4 separate regions of the Homo sapiens genome follow, and regions 1, 2 and 3 are each linked to region 4. A link is a contact called in ENCODE Hi-C or POLR2A ChIA-PET data. All regions are on one chromosome and are shown on one strand. Each heading gives the region's core, a stretch centred on a gene start or an enhancer-like site at or near the end of the contact. The rest is flanking DNA. Distances are from core to core; before and after follow the strand shown.

Region 1 (5,459 bases), core at 1,561-4,060, 4.3 Mb after region 4:
ACCACCACCTTGTCCAAAATACCATCTCTCAATTGGGCCACTCCAACAATCTTCTAACTGGCCTCTCCCCATCCCCACTCTTATCCCCTCTGTAATCAGTTCTTCCTCTGTGTAACATCAAGTCCTTTTTTAATAGCATTTACCACAGTTGTAACTTTAAATTTCTTTGACTATTTGATTTATGTCTGCCTCCTCTGTTAGTAAATTCTATGAGGGTAAACACCGTATTTACTCACTACTATACCACTGTGGCCTAGAAGAGTGTCTAGTTAATAAATAAATGCTAAATGATTGAATGCATGTCAAATATTACAATTTTACTTATATATAGTCCAAAAAATAAAAATAAAGTGCTTTATAAGGCTCACCAATTATTCTATATCACAGATTTTCACTTGTTTTTTTTTTTTTTGAGACAGGGTCCTAATTTCTACCTACCAATCCCTAACCACTATTTAAATTCCACATTAGATCTCATCTTCATGAAACATTCCCTAGTTATCTCTCTTCTCACCTTTAACATTCTAAAACACTCCCGTAAAATCTAATACATATTGACTATATTTTCTGCTTCTTGAAGGGAAAGTTTACATCTCATACATTCTGCTAGAGTATAAGCTCCCTAAGAGCAGGGACTTTTCTTGTTCACTCTATATCCCCAGCACCTTGAAGAGTGTCTGGTATGAATAGCTGCTCAGTAAGCATATGTTGATTTAACGCTCTTTATATATTTCAGGATAGAGCACAGATCCTTGCAGCTGTTGTACAGTGGGAAGAGTCGAAAAGAACTGAATTAATTTCCTTAAATTCTTCAAGCTTCAGTTTTTTCATCTGTTAAATGTAAATAATACTCAATAGCTTAGTTGGAATAACTGCGCTAATGCTTTAAAAGTATCTATGCAGAGCTGAGGACAAGAGGATACTCTTACAAACAAATGTTTTGGTGATTTTGTGACAATAGTTAAATAGTAAGTAGTCACTAAATTCCTACTAAATGAATAAAATCTCAGGAAAAATATTAAAAGATTGAGTAATGGCTACCGTATCATTTTTTTCAATAAAAAATTATATGAGTAAATTTATTCTGAAATATATTTCGCCCCAAATCTTAAGCATGGCTGAAACCATTTCAGCATTTTGTGCATTAATTAGGAATAATCCCAATTTAACATTGTACCAGTATTAATATTTATATTTTACTGACATGTATAGATCATACTTGATAGCTTAAAAAAGAATGATAATCTTAGTATAAGAACCTCTTTAGTGCAATAATTGGAATAGAAAACGAGCTGCAAACTCATTTGAGTTACGTGGTTCCCCAGAAAGCCAGAAAATTTCTGCCTTTTTATAAAACATTAGTGAACAGAATACGATGCTGTTCACCAGAACCATCAAAACATCTAGAAATACTTCATAACCAATCACCATAAATACATTTTTCCAAATACTTGAATCCTATTTTAAAGAAAAAGAGCATTAATTAAATGGCTTTTAATGACTTTTTGCTAAATTATACAATTCTTTAGATGGGCCACTTTTTGACATGTGGTTCTAAAAATTTTATAGCGAATGAACTGGTAATTCAATATAGCCTCAGATTATTGGACTAAATAGAAACTCTTCCTGTTCAAAGAAGAAGCTTTATCAATTTGAAACTCAGAAAATACATAGACTTTACCTTTCAAAGCCTTTCCACTCCCTCTGGGTATTCTCAATGGCTCATAATCTAATTACAAGTCACAAGCAAGCAAGAAGATCATTCCCTTGTCTCTTTCTGCCATCAACTGACACAAAATCATTGCCAAAAACCCACCGGGGACATATGGTCCGAGCAGGAAAACATAAGAAAACTCCTAAGTAATTCGGATATAAAAAGATGTAAGACGAGGTATTCTTCTGTAACTATAGGGTAGCAGTGAGCCCCATGTGGGTAAATAACCAATACAAAACGAAAAGGTAAGCCAAAGAAATCACAAGAAATATAAACTCAATAAGCAGTGATGCTGAGTTGACCGCTGAAGGTTCTCATATATGAATATAGTCATCATATGTAAGAATTTATTCTACACCTCCAACCTCAAAAGCCCTTAGATGTGGGTAGGGTTGGGAGAGTTCACGGTGAGCGGGAACCAAATGAAGTGAATGAACGTTAATATTTAGATGGAAAGGCATTAATATATGCAAGGCAGTGTGTTATGGCTTGAAGCAGTAACAAACACCAAAAAGGGAGAAAGAGGCTAGGAATGAGAACAGAGAGACAGTGGGGATCCAGTTATTATTATTATTTCCCTTTTTTTATTTTTTAAACGAGGAAAAACAGGGCCGACAGAGCACTGGCATGAGGAGGGGTCAAATGGATGCGATAGATCAGGGGAAAGAGTCTTGCCTGCAACATCTAAGAAAACCACAAGGAAAGGAGGAACAGCTGCCCACAGTTAGGCTTACGGTTTATCTCTGCAACCCAGGACAAAGCGAGGAAGAGTTAGAAGACAAATGACACTAGAAAGGAGAGACAAGGAAGGCGCCAAAACCCTCAGAGAACCCAGATGGTTGGCCACAGGGTCTTCACTGAAGGCGGACCCCCGCAAGAAACCCAGTCATTCGGGGACCAGAGACGCTAAGTCCCAAACTTCTTGACTCCTTTAGCCTCAAGCCGATCCCTCACCGAAAGAGAAGGACTGGAGAACTGTAAAAATGTGCAGGAGCCACCAACCCGGCAAATGCTCCAGCTCTAGCAGCAGCCGCCACAAAACCAGCCCGCACACACGCAGACGTTCCGACCTCAGCGCCGCAGCTACAGGTACTTTGAGCACCCCGGCCACCGTAGTAAGAGGAACCGCCTCCGCGTCAAATCCAACAGATCAGCCACTTCCGGGATACGAAAGCCTTGCGATTGGCAGTAGCGATAGCAGCGGCGTAAAGGCCTCTGCTATGCTTACTTTATCCATCCCTTTTTCCCACCTGTTCGCCACCCCAAGCCGCTAATCCACCAATGCAGCAAGCGCAGAACCAAGAGAAAGTATCCGTCTGTGAGCATTGTCTCTCTGATAGACAAACCACATTACGGCTGCCATAAATTCCTCTCGAGCACTTGGACTTCAACTACCAGCAGGCCATGCAGCATCACGCCCTTGCCTCTGGCGTAGGAACTGCAAGATCCAGCATGCATTGCGGCCCTCCTTCCTCGCACTCAGGACCAAGATAGAGCCAACCCAAGCCTCACTTTGATTTAAAAAAAAAAAAAAAAAAAAAGCCAGGATGCCTTCTTTTCCTGTTGTGAAGGAACTCTAAGCCAAGCCATTATTAGGACTGTAGGTTATTTATAAAACATCAAGGGATATGTGCACTCATTTTCCATATTCAGATTATTTTCAAGCATTAAAACACAGGACAGTCGGGCGCGGTGGTTCGCGTCTGTAATCCCAGCACTTTGGGAGGCCGAGGCGGGTGGATCGCTTGAGGTTGGGAGTTCGAGACCAACCTGGCCAACATGGTGAAAGCCCGTCTCTGTTAAAAAATTAAAAAATTAGCCGGGCGTGGCGGCGGGCGCCTGTAATTCCAGCTACTCGGGAGCCTGAGGCAGGAGAATTGCTTGAACCCGGGAGGCAAAGGTTGCAGTGAGCAGAGATCGCGCCACTGCACTCCAGCCTGGGCGACAGAGCGAGGCTTTGTGGGGAAAAAAAAAAAAAAAAGAAGGAAAAGAAAAAGAAAGAAAGAAAAAAGGACGGTCCGAAGATGCTTTTTATAACGTGGAAATTTTTGGCCAGGCGCGGCGGCTGACGCCTGTAATCCCAGCATTTTGGGAGGCCGAGGCGGGCGGATCACTTGAGCCCAGGAGTTCCAGACCAGCCTGGCCAACATGGTGAAATCCCGTCTCTACTAAAAATATAAAAAATTAGCCGGGTGCGGTGGCGCGCGCCTGTAGTCCCAACTACTCAGGAGGCTGAGGCGGGAGAATCGCTTGAACTCGGGAGGCGGAGTTTTCAGTGAGCCAAGATTGTGCCTCTGCACTCCAGCCTGGGCGACAGAGCAAGACCCTGTCTCAAAAAAGTAAAAATAAATAAATAAATAAATAAATAAGTGGAAATTTTTATCTTCACTCCTAAATGATGTCAAGAGAAATACTGTTACTGTAAAATGTAATCCTATGCCGTTTTACAGTACCGCAGATTTTGTTGGAGCAAGGACTACCAGACATGCTTCTGAATTACATAGGAAATTATACTAAAAACTAAAAATAAAATATGAAGTCTATGCCACCGGACTATGAAACCACATGGGAATGAAAACCTTCAAGAATGAAGAGTTGAAAAGTTCAAAATTAAACTTGAAATTTTTTCAATTTTTTAGTGGATTTGGTGGTTTAAATTTTTTTTTATTCTCACAGAAACAGGTAGCTGGATCTATTTATTTTTTATTCATGTACTTGGACAGCTAAATAACAAAACAACAAACAAAGGATATGATAAGATCACAAATGGCACACTTATTAGAGTGAGCAAAGTAGTTTTCTTGCATGATTCCATAGCTTGTGGTTTCCTGTTTCGAAATCCCCAAACTCTGTTTTGATTTTTTTTAGGAGAGAGAGCATGCATCTAACAAGCTGTTTAGATGCCTTTTTGTAACTTTCATAAAGACCTGGATTACAAGAATGCATGTATTTTATTTTTGGTATTGTGCATTAACAGGCCATGAGAAACAATGCTTGGATTCTTAAAATAACTATATATACAAAAGTAAATTGTGTGTATACTACAGACTTGGGTTTTCTGTAGATTTGCCACAACAAATTTTAATTGGTTAGAAAAAAAGGAGTAGAGTACCTTTCCTTTTTACAACTTCACACAGAAATCACAGGAGGAAACTATATTCTGCAACACTGACATGGCATCAGCTGTCATACAAACTGCTTTCCAACTCTAGTGCGTTAAATTATGCAGCGCTAGCAAGTAAATATTTAAAATCTATGATCATGGAAAATAATCTGCTGTTTTCCATGCTCATGCACCAAAACAATATGAATGCAGTGAGAGAGGACATTTCCATTGGAATGATTCAAAGGTAATGTTGATAAACTATAATTAGGTTATCTGATATTCATAGGTGTTTGCCGTAAATAAACACAAAATTGCATCCACTTATTAGTGATGTTATTAAGGAAGCTTTAAAAATATGCTAAATATTTGATACACATATTTCTAAAGTCGTTTCCATGATCAATTGTGTAAATGAACATGGGAGTTTAAAGAGTACATAATTTATGTAATAGACTTTATGTTTTTTGAAGAGATTCTTACAGCTGCAGCACTCAGACAGAACATTCTCTCCTCTAAATGTGTCTTCACATTCCAATTCAGCCAATTGCCAACCATGCAAGAGTTAAAACTGAAGAAGCTGTTCGTTTTAGTTCAACAAAAATAGGATGAGTGCTACTAAGGGCAAGGCTCTCTGTCTGG
Region 2 (4,914 bases), core at 1,504-4,003, 3.2 Mb before region 4:
GCATATTACCTGTGCACATCCTCTTGCATACTTTAAATCTCGTGATTACTTATAATACCTAATACAATGTAAATAGTTGCTATACTGTACTGTTTAGGGAATGACAAGAAAAAAGTCTGTACATGTTCAGTACAGACGTTCTCTCCTTATATTTTCAATTCACAGTGGGCTGAATCCATGGATGTGGAACCCAGAGATGAAGAAGGCCAACTGTGTAGATAATAGTTACAATCAGGTGACCTGTTCACAACAGATAGAATTTTATGTAATCTGAGCCATTCAATGTTATGAATAAATATTTTTGGAATGATGAACCCTGTGGACCACTGGGAACTATATGCAACTTGTGCCAGTCAGATTAGTGTATTGAAACTTATAGTTAAAAAAACAAAATGCAACATCAAGTAAATAAAAGTAGCCATCTACATTACTGATCAAATGTAGAAGGCCACTAATAACATTTAACTTATTGTAACCTTGTACATTTTAAAAGACAAAATGATCTTGTATGTGGGAAGATAAATGAAGGAGTCAGAGTAAAAATGTGTCAATTTATCTCTCTTTCTCCCAATACTGGGAAGGGAGTCCTTTTAATGCAGAATATCCCAGATCATATAGTTGAGGGAGACATTCTCAAGCACACACTAGCTGTCCTGGTTATGAAGGAACTATTCATTTGATTACAAAACAAAAAGACTCTGGTCCATCACAACTTCCTCTAGTATACTGGTCATGCATTAGGTAAAAGATGAACCAGTATAATGCCTACATCTCTCTTACCTTTTTTCTAAATGCATCATAAAACTGCCTTCAGAGAATAAACAGCATTTAAAAGTCAGCAACCATAACAAAATTTTTAACTTGTAGGATTGGAAAGAATTGTAGTAATTCGAATACCTCAAATATCTCACTAATAAAACTATTAAAATCATCCAATGTATCACTATTTTCTGCTATTTTACTGTTCATTAATTTTACAAGCTTAAAACAGTAAGTCTTGAGAAAACTGAACAACAGCAAAGCATCTATTTTTGTATGTTCATGTTATGAAAGCTATTTGTCTTTCATTACCAAATCAAGTATCTGTCAAAATAACAGGAATAAAGATTTACGTGTTTGTTCCCAGAACTCCACGTCATGCAAACTAAGTAAATCCTCTCTCCACATGTACATTTCCCTAAAAATTAGAAACATACCAATTTGAAAACACCAATAATCTTGTGAAAGTATTTTAAGTGGAAAGTGATGAAATATGCTAATACTTAACAAATATCTCATTATGATAAACTTTTGTCAATTATTTTATTGAGCAGAAAGTTAATGGTTACACGTACCATAACAGTAGATTCTTAGAGGATTCCAATTTCCTGTTTAGTATTTAAGTGACATCATAAAATTCTCAATATATGATATTTACTGATAATGACATTTGAATTGTCACTTCTCCACCAATAAGTCTTCCAAAAAGCACAAGACTATTATTATTATTCCAATTGTCTGTTTTAGTAGTACACTTTATCTTACTTCTTAGCTTCTTTGAACTATTTTTTCTTTACAATTCATCCACTTAATATTCTTGCGATAGAAATAATTTTCAAAATAAAAGTGAGACAAAAAGGATAAAAAGTCATACACTCTAATTCAAATTTCAACATTTATAAAAATCCTTCTCAAGAACAACTGTGAAATATCACAAATCTGTATATTATTCAAACAAAGGAAAATCTCTGGTTTATAACCCGTTTTTTGACATTATACAAATTAAGTAATCAGGCTCACACTAAACTAAGCGTCTGTCAAAAAGAATATGATCTTTGAATTATATTGCTGGGCCAGAACCACATAACAGCAATAACAATAAGTGAACAACCTACAAAGTTTAACACCAAATTAACACAGGCATGAATAATTTTGTTACCTTTCTTCCAAGAACGCAAAGAACAAATACTCAGTTTTTTAAAAAAGGGATTTAACCTATATACGACGTACAGACTGCGGTTAGTCTTGCGTTAAGTCCCCAAAGCCAAACGACCACGTTGGCACAATTTAAGGCGGAAAAAAAAAATTTCCCGAGAATAACAGCCAGTGTTTCCTAATTCCAAAAAGCCCTGGCCCTGCCTCTCTGCATTTTTTTGTAGGCCTGGAACACAACCGTCTTAAGTAAATCCACCAGCCACCAGCCACTCAAGCAGCCTGGCCCGGGGAAGCAGCGACAGGGGCCTAAGGAAATTGTGTGTGTTAGGCCCAGGCTGAGGCGGCGTTAGCAGGAACAGTGATGGTGGACGATACTCACTCCGGCGGGAAGAGGCGCAGTTCGTCGATCTTGCCTAGGAAACCGAAGAGAGTCCGCATCTGCTCAGAGCTAGCGCTCGGGGAGACATTAGTCACCTGGATTACCTCGGTGCCGCCGCCTCCGCCGCCACCACCACCTCCGCCACCGGGCCCGCCGCTGGGGCCCGGACCTGCAGTGCTGGGGACGACGGTAGTGTTGCTCATGGCGCTGCTCGGGTTCTCGCTCCTGCTTTAACACATCAAACACACAACAAACAGTGAGAAGGAGGGGGAAGAGGAACCGGATTGCGGGAGAGAGGAGGGTGTCCGATGCTACAGCCTCTGCTACTGCTGCCGATGCCGCCGCCGCCGCCGCCGTTTCTCCGCCCCGCCGCACGCCGCGGGGGAGGGGATGAGAGCGCGCGAGCTCGAGACCACGAGAAAACAAACGGCCGCCCCACCTCGCCTCCAACCACGACACTAGCGGGCCCGAGCTCCCACAATGCTTTGCGGCGCAGGGCGCGTCAGCGTCGGCTCCACCCCGCGCAGGCCCAGCAGCCGTCGCCTGCAGCCCGAGAAATGAGAGGCACCGGGGTCTAGAGAAAGGTGTTATCCACCTTCGTCTCTCGTTTTATTCTTCTTTTTCTTCTCTCTTTTTTTTTTGGAAGAGCGAAGAGGCACGTATAAACTTTTTTTTTAAAAAAAGCATTCATCCTCCTGCAAAAGTCACTTCAGCAACTCTTCTTATTAAATACTGCTCACGATGTCTTTATATACTGATAATCATCTACAGAGCTATCCGATTACTAATGATATTTAAACCCAAGCTAAGATGCCACCCCACCACCACCAGTATAAAATGTCCCGAAATTTTCAATGTACATGAATTTTGGTAACATTAAATCTGTAACTAATTTGTTTTGTCACTAAAACTTTCAGAAAAGATATATTTTAATATTACACTTATTAATAAGCGTTTTGTACATTCATTCACAATGGATGACTTTTTTTTTTGAGACAGAGTCGCCCTGTCGCCCAGGCTGGAGTGCAGTGGCACCATCTTGGCTCGCTGCAACCTCCACTTCCCCTGTTCAAGCCATTCTCCTACCTAGGCCTCGGGAGTAGCTGGGATTACAGGCGCCTGCCACGACGCCAGGCTAAGTTTTGTATTTTTAGTAGACATGGGGTTTCACCATGTTGGCCAGGCTGGTCTCCAACTCCTGACCTCTGGTGATCCACCCGCCTTGGCCTCCCAAAGTTCTGGGATTACAGGCGCGTGAGCCACTGCACCCAGCCAATTCCACAATAGCTGACTTTGGAAACACAGTTTATAGTACTTAAATATATTCAAGTATATATTTCTAAAGAAAATACTGCAATTTCTCAAGAAAAACTTGTTTCACATACATATTCTTGCTTAAAATAATTTTGAAGCTTTTGACTATTAAAAAAATCCTTGCTTTTGTTTTCAACCTCATCTGAACTATTCTCTCAACTGCATCCAGTGTGTAGTCCAGTGACTTGTAGTGCCCCAAACATGACAAAAACCATAATGTCTCTGTGCCGATACACAAGTTATTAATAACATCACTCATCTTATCTGTCATCTTCTGTAGAGCATTCCTTCCCTCACTGCTATGACTTCTGCAAGCTGTTAGGGCTTCCTCTTTTCTGCTAAGTAACAGAAGATACATGTATTTATTATTGACATGTATCACTCAAAGTTGTGAGCTTCCTGGGTCAGTCCAGAACCTGGCACAATGTCTGTCACACAGTCAGTCCCAATGAATGTGCTGGACACACGCACAAATATACCTTAATGACAATGGCATTTAAGACAGTTCACTAAATAATTCACTTGACCTTGAATGTTTTTAGAGGTAAAAGTTTTAGATGTTTTGGAGGTAAAAACAAACAAACAAACTTGAAGCCTTACAGAGTATCTACATTAGTGAATACCTCTTGGCACAATGCAGTCAAGATGCAATATGTGAGAGATTAGAGCACAAGGTTATTGAGATTTGGGTGTAGAGCCAACTGGCTAAGTGACTTTCACTAGTGCTTATACAGAAAATGGATGGGTTGACTGAATGTGAGCCTCAGCAAAATTACAAATTATGGCCTTCATAGAAATCAACTAACATTAGCTAGAGCCAAGACTTTTCAGAATTTTAAAGAAAAGCATATAGCTGTCCCTCAGTATCTGTGGGGGATTGGTTCCAGGACCCTCCCACAAATACCAGAACCAGAGGATGCTCAAATCCCCTATGTAAAATGGTGTTGTGTAATAAAGCATTTGATCTGTATCCATGGGTTCCATGTATGTGGATTCAACCAACCTGGGACTGAAAATATTTGGAAAAAAATTGATGGTCTAAACATGTACAGACTTTTTATTTCTTGTCTAACAACTATTTACACAGCATTTACATTGTATTATTATTAGTATAGAGATGATTTAAAATATTTGGGAGGATGTGCACAGATTATATACAAACGCTATCCTATTTTACATAAAGAATTTGAGCATCTGTGTATTTTGATATCCTCTGGGGTCCTGGTATCAATTCCCCATGAATACTCACCTCAGGACTGGTACAACTGTATTTGCATATAATGTAAGCACATACCCTCATACTCTTG
Region 3 (4,733 bases), core at 799-3,298, 4.4 Mb after region 4:
TACAAAGAACTATTCAAAGCAAAATGTGGCCAGTTCTCTAAGAGAGTAGTGAAAAGATGTTTGGAGAACAGAGATAAAGGCATGCAACATCTGGCTGGGAGTATGAGAGCAGACAACCAATTCAGGGACTATCAAACACCCAGGACAAGCTTAAGTATAGGATGAATAATGACAGTAACAGTGATAATAATAACAACAGCTGACACACATCGTACTTACCATGAACCAGGCCCTGTTCTAAGAACTTTATATTAATCAATTCAATAAATCTTCACAACACCCTTTCAAGTAGATATAATTATTTTCCTCCTTTTAGAGATGAAGTTAAGTAGCTTGCCTAAGGTTACAGAGTAAGAAAGTGGCAAAATAAGTCTGGGTTCCTATCACAGAGGGTCTTAAAAGCCAGGTACAGTGATAGCCTTGACTTACAGTCTGTGAGTACCTGGTTCATCTTTCCCAATGGACTCAAACATTCTGAGAGCAGGTCTGTGTCTAGTTCACCTTCGTGTTTTTTAGAACACCTAGGTGGGCTCTATACTTAGGTAGAAGCCAAATATCTGTCCTCTTTGAATAGACTATCTTTTCCTTTAGTAAACAAGCATCTGAAAACAGTGTGTTACTGGAGGGCGCCTTGGCAAGAGCCTGTGGTACTAGCTACTCCTCCAGAGGCTGAGGCAAGAGGATTGCTTGAGCCTAGGAGTTTTAGGCTGCAGTGCCCTATGCATTCCATGCTTGAGCAACACAGGGGGATTCTGTCTAAAATAAATAAATCAATAAATAAAAGCAGTGTGTTACTGCAATGAGCATTGTTATATAAATACACAGTCTTCCACAGAAGTTACAGCACTAGACAGGAAGTTATGGATCTGACTAATTGAGGCTTTCACCTCTGACTCAGTGTGTGACTCTGGCAAGTGACCTAATGGCTCCAAGCTACAGATTTTCCAATGGTAAAAGAGAGGAAAACAGGTATCCAACATATTCCACCAGGACATACTGAGAATATAATAATAACAATAAATAAATACACATTTTAAGTTCTTGCAATACTTAAGAGGAAAGGTACTACAAGAAACCAAGATATTTTTCTTAGTGTCACCATAATTTCAGTATCAACAGATATGCATTAGGAGCCAAATATTCTAGACATTATGGGATTACAACAGAACAGATGAAAACAAATCTCTGCTAGTCTCTGTTTTATAGGCTATTATGGACAAGGTCAGTTTCAGTGGTCAACACAGAGCTTATTTAACAGAACATCAAAATGGGGGTGAACGTTAGAGCTCACCTGGATTTTATATATATATATATATATATATATATATATATATATATATATATATATATGTATGTATGAGAGACAGAGAGAGATCCAAAAGGGGTTAATAATACGGAAACAACTGTCCTCAAAGAAAAGAACCGGCTCTGGGTTTGAGTCTCAGTGGAAGAGTTTACCATCTGTGCGACCTGGGGCCAGTCACTTAGCTTTTCCAAGCCAATTTCCTTCCCTCTAAAATAGTGATAGTAACGATCTACTTCAAAGCGCTCGTGCTTGAAAAACTTTAATCCAGTGGCTGGCTAAGCACCAGAAGTCAACTATTACTATTGTTATCGCTGCAGGAGCAAGGTATTTTCTGGCTCTTTCTCTATAAGAAAAACCACTGTTTCTCCAGTTAGGCTGCATTCATGAGGCCGAAGCAGAAACCCAAGTGCTTTAAAAAGCTCGGAGACCGGTGCTGCAGAAACATGAACCCAGTCATCCAGGGCTTTGGTTAAAGCACAGCCCCCTCGGCAAAGCCCACCTTTCATTTCCTTCCCTTCCATTTCGGGAAAGCCAAGCTCCCCCTACGCGTTCGGTTATCTTATTTTCTTGCCTCGCCAGGTCGCTGGCCTGTCTCTGGCTTCTCTCCGCGACCTCTCGGTCGTGCAGGCTCCGCGGCAGCGAAGCGGCTGGGGCTGGCGCCTCGCTTCCTCAGCGCTCCATTCTTCCCCTCGGCTCCCGCCGGCCGCAGCCGCCTTCCGCAGCCGGGGTTCCCGCCGGGATTGACGCGCTGGGGGAGGAGCGGTTTCTCGTTGCGCGCCTCTAAGGAACATTACGGCAGGGCTCGTTCCTGGCTCCGGCCGCCAGCCCCAGCCTCCCAGGTCCGGAGCCCGGACTGGCGGAGGCCGCGAGGGAGGGAGCACGAGCGAGGAGGCACGCGCCCGCCGGTCCGCACCCGGCCCGCCGCAGCCGCCGCCGCCGTCGCCGTCGCCGCAGCAGCCATGGCCGAGCGCCGCGCCTTCGCCCAGAAGATCAGCAGGTAAATATCCGGCGTGGGGCGCGCCGCCGCCGCCGCCCGAGAAAGAGCCGCGGAGTCCTCCCAGGCCTGGCCTAGGAGGCGGGTGGGTGTGGCGGGGCCGGCACCGGGATCCCGCGGCCTGGCTCGCGGCGGGGCGGAAGGGGTTCGGGGTGGCTGAGGGGGTAGCGGAGGCCTCGCGCCGCCCTCGAACCCCGGCCTTCAGCCCGCGCCCGCCGCTGAGCCTCGGCAGGGAGCGGAGAGGGCCGCGGACTCCAGCGCGCCCGCCTCCTCCTGCTCCTCGGCGGCCCGGGCCTGGACTTCTGCGGAGGTTTATGGAAGGGCGGTCGGCCGCTTCCCAAATTCTTTGTGTTCCCACCCCCGGGCTCGTCGGGGGCCGCCGCGGCGTTTCGCCCCCTCCCGTCTCTCCGCCCACCCCTCTTGGCCCCTAGAGGGTGCGGGGTCCGCCCTCCTCCACCCCAACAAAAGGAGAAACGCGCGGCGGCTCGGGGCGGGTGGGAGGCCGCCCCTCCTTCACGCGTCTCTCTCTTCCTGAGAAATCTGACAGGAACCCTCTTTGCACCCTCGGGCCAGGTTCAAAGTGGACTTGTGCGTCCAGGATTGAAAACGTGTGGACAGAATGAAAAGTTGAGAGCTGCGGGCTGCACCTTCGGTGTGCAGCTGCCGAATCCCTGACGGATTGCAGGCTGAAGCTTGTTCTGAGTTCGCCTGTGAATTTAACTGTGCGCCTGTGTTTCTCAGAGCACCCGAGAAGATGGATGATAGGCAGTGTTCTTTATACACTGACATCCTTTTATATGTTAGCAGTCTTGAAGTAAAGCAAGTGATTGCAGTCTTGAAGTAAAGCAAGTGATTGAGGTGGAGGTTTCAAAGCCTTTCACCTACTTGTGGTGGTTGGTTGCCACCTTTCTCCCACCCGCCAAATAAAAATTAAATGACAGAGGACTCTAATATTTGTAGAATTTCTTTGTGGAGTATACTTATGTATGAGACAGTAGACATTTTTGTTTTAATAAAATCATATTTGTGTGAATTATGATGTCCCAAGAAAAGAAGCATTCATATTAAATTACCTTTTTTTGTTTTGGGGCAGTTGTAGTTCTGTGGCTCTGAGTCTTTTTAGTTTGCTGACATTTCTTTAAAAATTTTGGGCCGGATGCAGTGGCTCAGGCCTGTAATCCCAGCAGTTTGGGAGGCCGAGGCAGGAGGATCGCTTGAGGCCAGGAGTTCAAGACCAGCCTGGGCAACATAGCGAGTCCCCCCCACCCCATCTCTGCAAAAAAATTAGCCAGGTGTGGTGTTGCACCTGTCGTCCTAGCTGCTTTCGAGGCAGAGGCTTTTTTTTTTCTTTCTTTCCAGCGTTCTAGCACTTTTTTTTTCCTGAAGGGGCAAAATAGCAAGTGTTTAAGAGCATGGGCTCTACTCTCAGACCCCGACATGGGTTCAAATCCTGATTGGTATTTTCTAGCTTGGGACTTTGGCCAAGTTGTTGGGCCAAATTTCCGTTTCCTCGTCTGGCAAATGAGAATAATAATAGGACCCAGCTCATAGTGTTGTTGTGAACATTAAGTGGCATAATTTGTGTAATGTGCGTAGGATAGTACAGGGCCTATACTACCTGTCATCAAACACTTGTAGTAATTAGTTTCTCCCAGGGAGTTATGATGACAGGAAATTTTTTTTTTTTGTAAAATAATTAGGTCTTACTTCTGATGATGATGTCATTAAAAAATGTTATTACTGGCCGGGCGCGGTGGCTCACGCCTGTAATCCCAGCACTTTGGGAGGCCGAGGCGGGTGGATCATGAGGTCAGGAGATCGAGACCATCCTGGCTAACAAGGTGAAACCCCGTCTCTACTAAAAAAAAAAAATACAAAAAATTAGCCGGGCGCGGTGGCGGGCGCCTGTAGTCCCAGCTACTCGGGAGGCTGAGGCAGGAGAATGGCGTGAACCCGGGAAGCGGAGCTTGCAGTGAGCCGAGATTGCGCCACTGCAGTCCGCAGTCCGGCCTGGGCGACAGAGCGAGACTCCGTCTCAAAAAAAAAAAAAAAAAAAAAAAAAAAAAAAAAAAGTTATTACTTGACATGTATTCCTAGTTTTAATTTCTCTTATTAGAACCAGAAGTTTATCTCTGAAAACATCATGCTGATAAAGTAAGTGCACTTTAGAGAGTTGGATATGAAATTGTATGTCTATTAGTGGAGTTCGCCACCAGATGGGATAGGACAAACCACAAGAGAAAAAGAGAATCAGTTGTGCAAAACAACACAAAATGCAAATAAGAACAGCTTTCTAAGAAGTTATAAAATTAAGATAATGTGAATGAAGAAATGTGCACTTATTGGACAGACAGGAGGTGGATATGGTAGTGATTGGTGATTGGACATGCAAGGTGAGGCGGACTGAGGAGTCTGGGATGACATCCTAAGTTG
Region 4 (5,000 bases), core at 1,852-4,351:
GTTAAGTTTAAGCGTTGCCACAGAAAGACCATCAAGGAATAGTAAGTGAAAAGAGGAAGACTGCCTAATAATACTAGTGATAACAGTAATTGTAATAAACACTCATATTATGTTCTAAGCACTTTACATTCATTAACTCATTTAATTCTCATTGTAACTCTATGAGGTGGGTACTATTGTTATCCCCATTTTACAGGTGAGGAAATTGAAGCACAGTGATGTCTAGTAATTTGCCCAAGGTCACAAAACTACTAAGTGTCAGCAGCAGTGTGTGGCTTGAGGATTAGTGTTCTTCTCTGGTTCTATTCCAGGTATGTTTTTTAAAATGTGTAAAAATGTGTATATATGTATATATTTGCTTTTTATTATGAGGGTCATTGTTACTTCTATAATATTTTTTCTGCAAGGATGTTTCTTAAAATACAATGTTTTAGTTATTTTTCCTTTTGAAGCTAGCAGTCAAGGAAGAAATTTAATCATTTTCCTTGTTTCCATTGATTCAATCAACTAAAATATCTAAACTGTGTTAGGCACCCTTGCCTGCCACTGTCCTCAAGAAGCAACTGTCTAGTGGAAGAGAGTGATATGTAAACATGTAATGCAGAGCCCCTTTGCTACGGTCTGTATGTGTCCTCCAAAATTCATATGTTGAAACTTAATCACCAATGTGATATTATTAAGAGGCAGGCCCTTTAGGAGGTGACTAAGTCATGAGGGCTCTGCCTTTGTGAGTAGGATTCATGCCTTATGAGAGAGGTTTCACACAGTGTTTGTCCCTTTCTGACCTTCTGTCCCTTCTGCCATGTGAGGACATGGTGTTCTTCCCCTTCAGAGGATGCAGTGGTTAAGGTGGCACCTTGATCTTGGACTTCTCAGCCTCCAGAAGTGTGAGAAAATAAATTTCTATTTTTTATATGTTATCCAGTCTCAGGTATTTTGTTATAGCAGCAGCAGCAGATGGACACTCTATAAAGGGGGTATATAAAGATGCGGTAGGAGAGGCACAAAGGAGAGAGATCAATTATGTAGAGGGAAGTGGGGGGCAGTGTGAAGGCTGCCCAGAGAAGAGGTAATGTTCTGCCAAAATACGGAAGGAAATGTAAGAGTTTTTCAGGAGCTGGGTGAGAGGAGGAAGAGAAAAAGCAGCCCAGATGGAGGGAATAATGGGAGTAAAGACACAGAAGCCGGAACCCACATTGTTGATTTATCTGCACCTTAGGGGAGGGAAACGTGAATAGTGCCTCTGGAGATGTGGGTAGGAACCACATTATCTAGGACCTTGTAGGCTATGTTAAGAACCTCATCCTGTGTACCAGTTTTTTAAGAAACACTTGAAGAACATAGGTGTTCTCAAAGTAACTCAAAAGATATAAACCAATTATACACATATAATTTAATATTATTCAGCCTTAAAAAGGGAGGACATTCTAACATATGCTACAACGTGGCTGAACCTTGAAGACATTACGTTAATGAAGTAAGTTCATCACGAAAGGACAAATACTACATGATTCCACTTATATGAGGTACCTAGAGTAGTCAAATTCACAGAGACAGAAAGTAGAACACTGGTTAACAGCAGAGAGGGAAGGAAGTAGGGAAACAGGGAGTGATTGTTTAAAGGGGAAAGAGTTTCACTTTGGGATGGTGAAAAAGTTCTAAAGATGGATTAGTGATGATGGCTGCAAAACGATGTGAATGCAGTTAATGCCATGCAATTGCATACTCAAAAAGGGTTAAAATGATAAATTTTATACTTTGTATATTTTGCCACAATTTATTTCTTTCTTTAAGATGGTCTTGTGCTGTTGCCCAGGCTGGAGTGCAGTAGTATGATCATAGCTCATTGCAGCCTTGACCTCCTGGGCTCAAGCCATCCTCCCACCTCAGCCTCCTGAGTAGCTGGGACCACAGGCGTGCGCCACCACATCTGGCTAATTTTTTTATTTTCTTGTAGAGAGAGGGTCTCACTTTGTTGCCCAGCATGGTCTCAAACTCCCGGGCTCAGGCATTCCACCTGCTCCCAAAGTGCTGGTATTACAGGTGTGAACCACTATACCTGGTTTACCAAAATATAAAAATAAGAAAAAAAAAAAAAAGAAATTTAAAAAGATACAGACCAAGCACTTAGAAAAATAATTCAAAGTTCTTCTTTCCTAATCTATTAAAGTTCAATACGTAATTTCTTTGCTTAAACCGATCATAATGATTTGCTTCTGTTATACAATAATGACTACCATTTACCGAAAACTAGCTCTTTGCTAGCTACACATCCACAGAGATCAGGTTCAGGGAGGTCATCTAATTGGTCCAAGACACACAATAAGGAGTGAGTGTGTTGGTGGGGGGGGGGGGGGTCGTCATTTCTAGGAATCCTACAATTGGAAATCAAGTCTTTTAGGCTCCAAACACCTTGTGCTTTCCCCAATCCCCAAGCTGCTTATCTTGCTACTTTTTGGGATATGTCAACATTTTTCTTAAAACAAACAAACGAAACTTCTCAATCTGAAAAGTATTGTTTGGTGTTTTCTGGGTTCAGAAAATGTAAGAAGCCTGAGGCATTGCGGAATGAAATTTTCGTTGAGTGTTTACTGTTGATCCACATCTGATACTTTTGAAGGGTTTTTACCCCCTGCAAGAGAGACTAAAAGAGCATTCAGAATTAGTCTAGACGCAGTGTACTGTAACTACTTGGCCGGCCACCTGTAACAGAGGGGAGGAGGGTCTGCACTTAGTTGCGGCAGTTATCCGGAGAATACGGCCTTCCAGCCCCTCTGCCACCAGACTCCCCACGCCCCAGGTACGCGCCCCGCGGAGAGACCCAGCGCGTGCTCGTGCGCAGGCGCAGGGCGACTGTCACCCGGAGTCTGTGGTTTGTCGCCCGGCGCTCTGGTGTCTCGATGTAGTTCCCCTGGCTTCTCCTTATCCGCCTCGGGCAGGGGGGTCGCCACTGCCCCTTCTCCAGGCTCTCTCCAACCCCTGCCCAGGCTAAGCCCGGCGCGGCCCTACTCTCTGACCCCGCGTTGCACAATGCCCGAGCAAAGTCTCCAGGGGTGTGAACCCCGGCGTCCCTGCCCCTGGGCGGGGACAGGCGGCGGCCAAGCGGGGAGTCGAGGCGGCGAGCGCGCAGCTGGCCTAGTCTGCGGTCCCCAACTCCTGGAGTCCCCTGGGAGCTGCCGCTGCAGGCCCCCGAGCCGCTAGGCCCCGCCGCCAGGCCACCGCTGCTGCGGCAGCCATGGCGGAAGTTCATAGACGTCAGCATGCTCGGGTTAAAGGAGAAGCCCCCGCGAAATCCTCCACACTCCGAGATGAGGAGGAGCTGGGGATGGCGTCGGCCGAAACGCTGACCGTGTTTCTGAAGCTGCTGGCCGCCGGCTTTTACGGCGTGAGCTCCTTCCTGATCGTGGTGGTGAATAAGAGCGTGCTCACCAATTACAGGTAGGGCCGAGGCGGCGGCGGCCCAGGCCGCGGAGGAGGAGCGGGCGGCGGCGGCGGCGCGGCGCCGGCTCCCTGGACTTTGACTGCCAAAGTTAAAGCCGAACAAAGTTGGGCGGGAGCTGGGGAGGGCGGGCGGCTGACGCGCGCGGCCCGGGCAGCGGAGCCGGCCTGGCGAGCGGGCCTGTGGCAGGGGTCCGCTCCCTGCGCGGAGCTCCGGCCGGCCCGGCACATTTGGGGCTCGCCTGCCATGCCCTGGGCGCACCGCCCCGAAAACCCTGCCCTTCAGAGAGATGGAGCAAAGTGATTTGCTTGGTGACTTTTGAGCCGTTATGCCTGTCGATCAGGGAGGAGAGCGAGGGAAGCCTCCCTCCTCCGCAGCCTGGACAGGGGGCCGGGGCTTCAGTGTCCCCTGCACCCGCTGACAGCCTCTGGGGACGTACGCATCCTCAACCCAGCAGACAATTATTCCCTTGCTAACACTGGGACCCAGAGGCAGAAGTTGGTTGTTTTTTTTTTTAAGGTGTGTGAAATCGTTGCAGAGATCTGTATCTGCACTGCCTTGAGAAATCCTTTGCAGGCAGCGGACTGAAACTGTAGACTCGGACAAGATGGGACAAGCGGCCGCCCGAGGCTACATCAGCGGGGTGGACTGACAACCAACAGGCAGAGAGTTTTCTCCCAAGATTTTTGTTTGATTTAGGGGCGGACGTTGATGTGGCTTGTATCGGAATGCCTTATTAACGTTGCCGATGTGCAAATTGAATTCACGGAGCTAAGTTAGGTTTGTTCTGATCTTGTTTTTTTCTTTGCCCTTTTTGTAGATTTCCCTCCTCACTATGTGTTGGACTTGGCCAGGTTAGTTGGAATCCTCACCATTACGTGGTTTATGTTGTTAGAACTTCTGTGTGTGTCTTTATGTGTAGAACAGTGAATCTGTGTTCTCTTGTTTACAGATGGTGGCCACAGTGGCAGTTCTCTGGGTGGGAAAGGCGCTCAGAGTAGTCAAGTTTCCTGACCTTGACAGAAATGTACCTCGAAAGGTAAAAGAAGAAAAGCGATACTTTATTTTGTGAAATGAAGTCAGTATGTATTAACATATTTTATCAGTGCCTTGCGTATTTAAAAATTGCAGCCTCAAAATTGCCCAGTCTAGAGTGGTTATAATGAATGTAAAGAATAAAAGTAGTAATATGTGTCAAAGAAGGCCTACAGTCTCTTTAAACTTAAGAGAAAAAATAACCTAGGAATATTCTTCTGTTTTTAATTAATGCACACTTGTTGAGAGTACAATAGTTTTGCAGTTTCTCTATCCATCTAATCTAGCCAGTGTATCCTGCATTCATTATTCTTTGGGCTTATTTTATACTGTCTGCCTCTGCTTGACTCCAAACGAAGATGAAATGCCTTTACTTTTTCTGCTGACAATAGAGCCATGGGCTCTAATACATTATCATATTTTACAGCAAATGATGTTTCTGTCTCACATTGATCATATTCATATTTCTGTCTTTTCTCCCTGCCTTCCTCCCTTTCTTTCTGCTATAGTAATGTTGTTTATCCAA

The links. A loop is a pair of places that touch in the nucleus more often than their neighbours do. ChIA-PET counts read pairs that join two places held with the same protein, here RNA polymerase II (POLR2A). Pooled maps may share reads with other maps.
Region 1: a map of CD8-positive, alpha-beta T cell shows a loop between it and region 4 (11-fold over the local background). The contact joins the promoter of ATG4C here to the promoter of SLC35D1 in region 4. A Hi-C loop is called at or near these places in 2 of 168 maps with a recorded cell type or tissue (CD4-positive, alpha-beta memory T cell and CD8-positive, alpha-beta T cell) and 8 of 50 pooled maps.
Region 2: a map of naive thymus-derived CD4-positive, alpha-beta T cell shows a loop between it and region 4 (5-fold over the local background). The contact joins the promoter of SRSF11 here to the promoter of SLC35D1 in region 4. A Hi-C loop is called at or near these places in 1 of 168 maps with a recorded cell type or tissue (naive thymus-derived CD4-positive, alpha-beta T cell) and 9 of 50 pooled maps. POLR2A ChIA-PET finds 5 or more read pairs at or near these places in 1 of 52 experiments (CD4-positive, alpha-beta T cell).
Region 3: a map of endothelial cell of umbilical vein shows a loop between it and region 4 (18-fold over the local background). The contact joins the promoter of DOCK7-DT here to the promoter of SLC35D1 in region 4. A Hi-C loop is called at or near these places in 1 of 168 maps with a recorded cell type or tissue (endothelial cell of umbilical vein), 1 of 37 single-sample maps with no recorded cell type and 10 of 50 pooled maps.

Annotation. Positions count from the first base shown.
Region 1 is chr1:62,781,483-62,786,941 of GRCh38, reverse strand. ATG4C (autophagy related 4C cysteine peptidase) reads right to left here and starts at 2,810. Exons shown (of 11, transcript NM_032852.4): 1 at 2,669-2,810. RefSeq lists a silencer at 2,330-2,624 and enhancers at 2,600-2,779, 2,900-2,959, 3,060-3,109.
Region 2 is chr1:70,219,219-70,224,132 of GRCh38, reverse strand. SRSF11 (serine and arginine rich splicing factor 11) reads right to left here and starts at 2,753. Exons shown (of 12, transcript NM_001350605.2): 1 at 2,294-2,753. The coding sequence starts at 2,496. RefSeq lists a silencer at 2,369-2,418 and an enhancer at 2,314-2,859.
Region 3 is chr1:62,685,797-62,690,529 of GRCh38, reverse strand. DOCK7-DT (DOCK7 divergent transcript) reads right to left here and starts at 2,048. Exons shown (of 2, transcript NR_185999.1): 1 at 1,878-2,048. DOCK7 (dedicator of cytokinesis 7) reads left to right here and starts at 2,144. Exons shown (of 50, transcript NM_001367561.1): 1 at 2,144-2,303. The coding sequence starts at 2,266. RefSeq lists an enhancer at 738-1,032 and a silencer at 2,042-2,791.
Region 4 is chr1:67,052,249-67,057,248 of GRCh38, reverse strand. It overlaps SLC35D1 (solute carrier family 35 member D1), which reads left to right and starts at 3,101. Exons shown (of 12, transcript NM_015139.3): 1 at 3,101-3,438; 2 at 4,260-4,293; 3 at 4,392-4,478. The coding sequence starts at 3,236. RefSeq lists silencers at 2,997-3,186, 3,477-3,686.